Linked DNA regions of Homo sapiens: region 2 is linked to region 1. The links are chromatin contacts, found by Hi-C or POLR2A ChIA-PET in ENCODE. All regions are on one chromosome and are shown on one strand. Each heading gives the region's core, a stretch centred on a gene start or an enhancer-like site at or near the end of the contact. The rest is flanking DNA. Distances are from core to core; before and after follow the strand shown.

Evidence for each region. A loop is a pair of places that touch in the nucleus more often than their neighbours do. ChIA-PET counts read pairs that join two places held with the same protein, here RNA polymerase II (POLR2A). Pooled maps may share reads with other maps.
Region 2: a loop to region 1 is called in a map of naive thymus-derived CD4-positive, alpha-beta T cell, with 3 times the contacts of the local background. The contact joins the promoter of LRRN2-AS1 here to the enhancer-like site in region 1. A Hi-C loop is called at or near these places in 3 of 168 maps with a recorded cell type or tissue (CD8-positive, alpha-beta T cell, OCI-LY7 and naive thymus-derived CD4-positive, alpha-beta T cell), 1 of 37 single-sample maps with no recorded cell type and 8 of 50 pooled maps. POLR2A ChIA-PET finds 5 or more read pairs at or near these places in 5 of 52 experiments (B cell, OCI-LY7, PC-9 and 2 more).

Annotation. Positions count from the first base shown.
Region 1 is chr1:204,429,033-204,433,095 of GRCh38, reverse strand. It overlaps PIK3C2B (phosphatidylinositol-4-phosphate 3-kinase catalytic subunit type 2 beta), which reads left to right. Exons shown (of 33, transcript NM_001377334.1): 27 at 695-896; 28 at 1,303-1,427; 29 at 3,058-3,175. Among named protein-coding and RNA genes, the nearest start is that of PPP1R15B, 19 kb to the right of the region's middle. RefSeq lists an enhancer at 1,441-1,735. Within about 2 kb of position 1,600, at least 3 of the 41 ENCODE cell types and tissues checked have a DNase peak (open chromatin) inside an H3K27ac peak, as active enhancers do.
Region 2 is chr1:204,561,983-204,565,555 of GRCh38, reverse strand. LRRN2-AS1 (LRRN2 antisense RNA 1) reads right to left here and starts at 1,385. Exons shown (of 13, transcript XR_007066814.1): 1 at 270-1,385. It also overlaps the pseudogene RNA5SP74.

The DNA.
Region 1 (4,063 bases), core at 351-2,850:
TTGCACACAAGGGTATTGCCATCACTCTTATCTACATTCTCACTAGGTCCCATCAAATACTTTGTCTATGGGGCAATGTATAATGTGGCTTTTGTAATAACTTTTAACTTTCTTGGTCAGACGCTTCCCCCTTGCCAGAACATGGAGTTCCATGATTCAGTCTCCTCATATTTGACAATGTTTTTAGGTACACTGTGTGTGAAAGCAAGGATGTGTTTATCTATGAATGCCTGCAAAATGTGGTCCCTGTAGATAATGTTCTCCACTCTTTTTGGAATTCAGAGAATTAAACTTTCTCTGTTAGGTCTCCTAACACAGGACCTCTCCCGCTGAATTGAAATCTGAGATTGAACAGTGCTTGGTGAGGTTCTATTGTAATGAACCTTGAAATTTTTTGATATTTAGACATTTACACAGAGAGAGTGAGTTCCTAGTTCCTTTCTACCTTGGTTTGATGGTTTTTGGCTCAGGTGGGCAGCCAGGGGAGGAGATAAGACCCTGGGGTTCACATGAGCAAATTGCATGAGATTATTGTGTGCCAGTCATTTGCTTTATGAGGATATGACACAGGAAAATGGTTTGATCTGAGCTGATTGTTAGTCTCAGGAGTCAGGAATATTCCTTGGAACACCCCTGTCGAGGCAGCAGGAATTTGGGTTCATGGTTATATCCTCTTTTCTTATCCTCCTGCCAGGTTGATTGAGTCCAGCCTGGGCAGTGTAGCCACAAAGCTCAATTTTTTCATCCATAATCTGGCTCAGATGAAGTTCACGGGCTCAGATGACCGGCTGACCCTCTCCTTTGCCTCCCGAACACACACTCTCAAGAGCTCTGGCCGAATCAGTGATGTTTTCCTCTGCCGCCATGAGAAGATCTTCCACCCCAACAAAGGCTATGTAAGTGTTTTCTCCAATCTGACCCCCTTTCCTGCTCTCTGCTGACCCTGGCTTGCTGGGATCCTGACTTTTTCCACACTTGCACAGTGGGCACAGGAGTTGACCGAGCGTCCTGTGCTGGGAGCAGTCCTGGACCACTTCCCTCTCCTTTGCTCACGTGATCTGCCTAGAATTGGGTAGCTGAATTGGATGGTTATTCCCTCTGAGTCAAGGATCCTGGCAACATATGTGGGAAGTCTGCTTTTAGATTCCTGTGTATGTGCTATCATCTGTCTCCACTCTTGCTCTCTTCCTTCTGGAATGTGCCCCTCCCCTCAGCACATACATACACTTCCGGACCTTTCCTACACCCTTCACTGGGTGCAGAGGGCTCGGCAGGTACACCCTAAGATCTGGACCTTTGCAGATATATGTGGTAAAGGTGATGCGAGAGAACACTCACGAGGCCACCTACATCCAGCGGACCTTTGAGGAGTTCCAGGAATTACACAATAAGTTGCGGCTGCTCTTCCCTTCTTCCCACTTGCCCAGGTAGCTGCCCCCTTTACTATCTGCACAGAGGGATGTCGGGGAGGGGGAAAGGATACGGGATGGGAGGTGGTCAGGGCTGCAGGGGCAGAAAATACCCTTTTGGACTAAACATCTGCCTGCTTTGCTTGGCCTGGTATGGAGTTTGATGACAAGTGCTCCCCCTGCTGGCCAAGCTCTCCTTGCACGCAAGAGCTCTCACTCCAGGCCCACTGGCCAGAAAGGAAGGCATGGTTGAATCTGATGTTTCAAAATTTCTAATTTTTTAAAGAGTTACACCATTTTTCAAATGGATAAGCAAAATGTCATATGTACATACAGTGGGATATTATTCAGCATTTAAAATGGAGGGAGATTTCGACACGGGTAACAACGTGGATGGACCTTGAGGACATTCTGCTAAGTGAAATAAGCCAGTCACAAAAAAACAAAAACGGCACGATTCCACTTATCTGAGTTACCTGGAGTAGTCAGACTCCTAGAGGCAGAAAGTAGAAAGCTAGTTGCCCAGGTCTGAGGGGAGGTAGGTGTGGTTGTTTAATGGGTACAGAGCTTCAGTTTTGCAAGATGAAAAGAGCTATGAAGTTGGATAGTGGCGATGGTTGCATGACAGTGTGAATATGGTTAATTCCACAGAACTGTACACTTAAAAATGGTTAAGATGGCAAATTTTATGTTACACATATTTTACTGCAATTTTTTTAAAAACTACTTTTCAGGCCGGGCGCAGTGGTTCACGCCTGTAATCCCAGCACTTTGGGAGGCCTAGGTGGGCAGATTGCCTGAGGTCAGGAGTTCGAGAGCAGCCTGGCCAACATGGTGAAACCCCATCTCTACTAAAAATACAAAAATTAGTGTGGTGGCATGCTTTTATAATCCCAGCTACTCAGGAGGCTGAGGCAGGAGAATCGCTTGAACCCGGGAGGCAGAGGTTGCAGTGAGCTGAGATCACGTGACTGCGCTCCAGCCTGGGCGGCAAAGCGAGACTCAGTCTCAAAACAAACAAACAACTTTTTAAATGAATTTTTTGGCCGGGTGCGGTGGCTCATGCCTGTAATCCCAGCACTTTGGCAGGCTGAGGCAGGCAGATCATGAGCTAAGGAGTTTGAGACCAGCCTGGCCAACATGGTGAAACCCCCCTCTACTAAAAATACAAAAATTAGCTGGGTGCGGTGGTGTGTGCCTGTAATCCCAGCTACTGGGGAGGCTGAGGCAGGAGAATCGCTTGAACCCGGGTGGTGGAGGTTGCAGTGAGCCGAGATTGCGCCACTGTACTCCCGCCTGGGTGACAGAGCGAGACTCCATCTCAAAAAAAAAAAAAGGATTTTTACATCGATGGGAGAAACTGAGGGCTCCCGAGCCATTTCTGGGGAGCCACAGGACTCTGGCCTGCTGTTTGGTTTTCTTGTCTGGGGCCCTTGGAAATGTAGTCATGAGATGCTGAGCAGGTGTCAGACCTGGGCACAGATGTGCAGCACAGGAGGAATTGTGAGGGTCCCTAGAAATGGAGGCTGCTGGGAAATGGGTGCTAGGGGACTGGAAACGCAAATGAAATGTGAAAAAAGCCCATTGTGTCCATTTTCTTTCCCCATCTTCACCTCCTGCATCCCCGCTGCCTACGCTGCCACGCCAGCTTCCCTAGTCGCTTCGTGATCGGCCGCTCCCGGGGAGAGGCGGTGGCCGAGCGGCGGAGGGAGGAGCTAAACGGTTACATCTGGCACTTGATCCACGCACCCCCTGAGGTGGCCGAGGTGGGTGGGCTTGCCTCTCCTCCTGGCTGTCCAGGCTGGTGGGGATGGTTGGGGAGGCAGAGGTGGAAGCATCCGGAGGCACTAGGAGTCAGGAACAGGACTTGGCACTTCGGGGTCTGTGGGCTGAATGACCAATGCTCCAGTCTGCAGAAGACAGGAGGAGGGTGGGTCCAGCCTCACAGGGTTATACACAGAAATGCAATTAAACAGAAAGGTGAATGCATCGAGGCACATGGGCTGAGAATGATGAGAATGAGCGGAGCCTCAGAAAGGAAGGCTCCTCTTTGAGGAAAAAGTTTTTTGAGCAGGTTGAGTATGTATTATCAACCTAGATTTTTTTTTAAACAAATAGTAGTATAATGGCCCTAACAAAGTCATGAGGAATCCTATTATTAAATACTTTAACAAATCATCTGCCCCTATTGTCCATGTTCCCTTCCTATTTGTCCATATGCAAGCATGATTTTTACAGTTTTATAGTGGTTATAGCTTAAGTATAACTCTGGATTCTGAGCTTTTTTCCCTTAGCATTTATAGTATACATATGCTATAACTTTAAATATCTGTTCCTTCAGACACCAACTTGCAGTACCATAATCTTAACCATTTTATTTTTGAAAGATATTTAGAGTATGTGTTTTTTTTCCCCATTAATGTTCAAGTGAGTATTTTCACACAGTTTGTTTGTTTTTTGAGACAGGATCTTGCCCTGTCATTCAGTCTGGAGTGCAGTGGCACAATCACAGCTCACTGCAGCCTCCACTTCCCAGGCTCAAGCGATCCTCCCACCTCAGTCTCCTGAGTAGCTGGGACTGTAGGCATGGGCCACCACACCCGGCTAATTTTTGTATTTTTTTTTTTGTAAAGACAGGGTTTTACTATGTCACC
Region 2 (3,573 bases), core at 136-2,635, 130 kb before region 1:
TGGAAAGTTCGAGTCTCTTTACCTTGAATCAAAAGCATAGCTTATTTCCCACTAGTGATTCTCTTAGAGGTTAATGATGAAGGGGAACAAGCCCTAGACTGAGAGGGGGCAAGAGCTGGTTACCAGACCAAAGGTGTGAATTGGCCATGTGATACTTGATATCACATCTGTTGTTGTAAAGTAAGGGTGTTCAAGAAAGTGATCCTTAAGGCTATAAAAGATATTTTTTTGCACCCCTTGCCCTAAACTTAAAATAAGTGCTCACTCACCTCTCCCTTCTTTTCTCCACTCTTGCAAGGTTTTCCGTGTATGTATGTGTCAGAAATATTGGAGTATCTGCCTAAGCCTAGTAAAACAAAACAAAAATCCATTCTCATCCCCATGATGCTTTCATAATCTTGTCCTTAACCATTTCCCACTGTTCCTCTTCCTCTCCCCAAACCTTTCCCCCTTAGCCTTAGACTTCAGCAGTGGTTCTCAGAATGTGGTTTCTAGGCCGGAAACATCAGCATCACCTGGGAACTTGATAGAAATGCAAATGCTTGGACCGCATGCAGACCTACGTTACTGAAACCTCTGGGTGAGGCCCAACAACCTGTCAAACACCGTCAGACCTGTCAAACTGTTTGCTCAAGTTTGAGAGCCACTGTTCCAGATCAGGGTTCTTAATCTAGGGTCCACAGATGGTTCTAGGAAGTCTAAATGTTTTTTGAATTTGCATATAACATTTTGCACAAGTACATGCCCTTTTTCTGGAGACAAGTTCTCAAAGCAGTCAACTCTTGACTCCAACTACACTATCATTCTGTTTCTTTCTTTCTTTTTTTTTTTCTTTTTGAGACAGTTTTGCTCTTGTCGCCCAGGCTGGAGTGCAATGTCTTGATTTCCACTCACTGCAACCTCCGCCTCCTGGGTTCAAGCGATTCTCCAGTCTCAGCCTCCTGAGTAGCTGGGATTACAGGTGCCCACCACCACGCCCAGCTAATTTTTGTATTCTTAGTAGAGATGGGTTTCACCATGTTGGCCAGGCTGGTCTCAAACTCCTGACCTCAGGTGATCCGCCCACCTCCGGCCTCCCAAAGTGCTGGGATTACAGGTGTGAGCCACCGCACCCGGCCTATCACTCTGTTTCATAAACAACTTCCTGCCTACATCTGCAAACTCTTCTTTCCTCCTCTTCTTTGCCTTAAAAGATACCTGGCTTTCCCTCCAAAGGATCTTGGTGGTCACTTTCCCATACCTCATGTGCTTTCAGGATAGGGTATGGGGCCTCCCCAGTACTGCACTCAGACCCCTATTCTTCCACACTTCCAAATCTCTGCATATATATATATACACATATATATATATACACACACACACACATATATATACACACACATATATATATACACATATATATACCAAATCTCTGCATATATATACACACACATACACACACACACACACACACATATACATATATATATTTAGATCTATACTCCCCTTTACTCCTCCTTTACTGCTGTCATCTGCTGACTTTGCTCACACTTTCCCTTGTTCATTACAGACTTTGGGTTCCTACCTCCTACCAGCTTCCTGGATGATAACAACATCACATGAATGACCCATCTAACACCACGGCCTCGTGGGACCTTAACCACTTCATGTCAAAGAATTTCACCTTCACATACTCCAGCCACTCACTCTGTTAGGCCCTGGGAGCTTGCCCTCATCTGGGATGCTCCACCGTATGCCAGTCAGCTTATGCCAAATTACACTGTGGTAACAAACCCCCAAATCTCAATCGCTTGAATTAACAAAAGCTTGTTCCTTTGTCCCTCGCAGGATAGGTACAGCTATGGTCCCTGTTCTCTTCAGTCTTGGAGACAGGTCAAAGGGAGCAGCCCCCATTTTGGGACACACTAGCCTCACGTGGAGGAAAAAGAGCACTGACTTACCCACACAATGGTCCCTAAGCCTCTGCTCAGAATAGCACAGTTCATTTCCACTTGCATCCCATTGGCCAGCCCGCTGCCAGTGGTGCAGGAAGTGCAATCTTTTCCAAGGCCTGGTAGAGAAAAGCTGCGCAGGTTTTGACAGTAATACATCTACCACAGCCTTTGAAGTCCTATTAGATCTTTCTTCCTCTCTCTCTCTCTCAACATAGCGACCTGTCTTTTCAGCTCCTGGTCCTCTCCTCCTACTGTACTATTCTTCAGTTTCAATCAGCCCCCTCCTGGAAATGACAATAGATAACATTTACTGAACACTTAGTAGGTTCTATCTTGACATCTATTATCTCGTGAGTCATTGAGAGCTTAGAGAAGTTAGCCTGTCTTCACCTCATTCTGTCTTCTAGGTTAGAACCATTACTTCGCCTATGAGGAAAACAGAAGAACCAGATAGAACTGAGAGGCCAGGTCAGGGCCATAAATGTGTGACACCAATCTGCAGGTTGTGTGATGTTTCTCCTGTAGTACGCATTGGCTGGCCTCAGTGGTCCTCAACCAGAGGCCATTCTCCCACTTAAGTAATATTTACCAATGTCTGCGGACATTTTTTATTGTCATAATTAGGGGAGTGCTACTGGCATCTAGGGAGCAGAGGCCAAGAATGCTGCTAAACATCTTAGAACACACAGGACAGCCCCCATCACAGAATTCTTCAATCCAAAATGTCAACAGTCCTGAGGCTGAAAAGCCCTGGTCTGCAAATTGGACAGTCTCAGGCAATTGCCTTGTGGAAATTTTCCTACTCTGTTCTCTCCCCTATTCTCCAGAATACCTGTTCCAGACCTGCTCCACTCTCTTCAAACTCTTATCCCAACCACCATCTCTGCTGTATGGCTGGAGGCTCTGGGAGGCCGGTGGAAGGCGCAGCAGGGCAGACCGGCGGTGCTTGGGCGTAGAAGGGGAGAGCAGTCCGACCGCAGGCGAGCAGCTCAGGGGTCCCCAGTCCGAGCCCCACGACCCTGGGGTGGCAGTGACGCCTGGAGTCGGGCGGGCGTGGCTGGGCCGGGCTCTTGAAGAGGCAGCCAGGCACCACCATTAGTGTCTACGGCCATACCACCCTGAACACGCCAGATCTCGGAAACTAAGCAGGGTCGGGCCTGGTTAGTACTTGGATGGGAGACCGCCTGGGAATACCTGGTGCTGTAGGCTTTTTGGCTCCCTCCCTCCTTTTGTCTCCGAGCTTCCCAACTGCCCCCTGACTCTGCTCCCCCTTTTCCGCCCGCCTGTGTACCCCGCGGTAGCCCAGGACCTCCTCGTGGAGGTCTGCCGCCGCAGCACCGCCAGGCAGCAGCATCCCACCTCTTCCGCCTCACTGCAGCCCCACCAGGAGCTGGCTTCAGCCCTGGCGGGGCAGACCTGGACCTGACCCCGAAAGCGCAGGCGCGGGTTCCCTGCCATCAGGGTGTCTTCCCGTTCCCAGGATGCCCAGGCAATTCAATTCACTCATCTCTCTCTGTCCATGCTTTCAGCGACACTAAACTTTCTAGTTCTTCCCAGATGCCACTGTTTTCTCACCTCAAGACCTTGGCATGTTTCCTCCTAACTACGGCACTTTTCCCTTCCTCTCCTAACTCCTAAC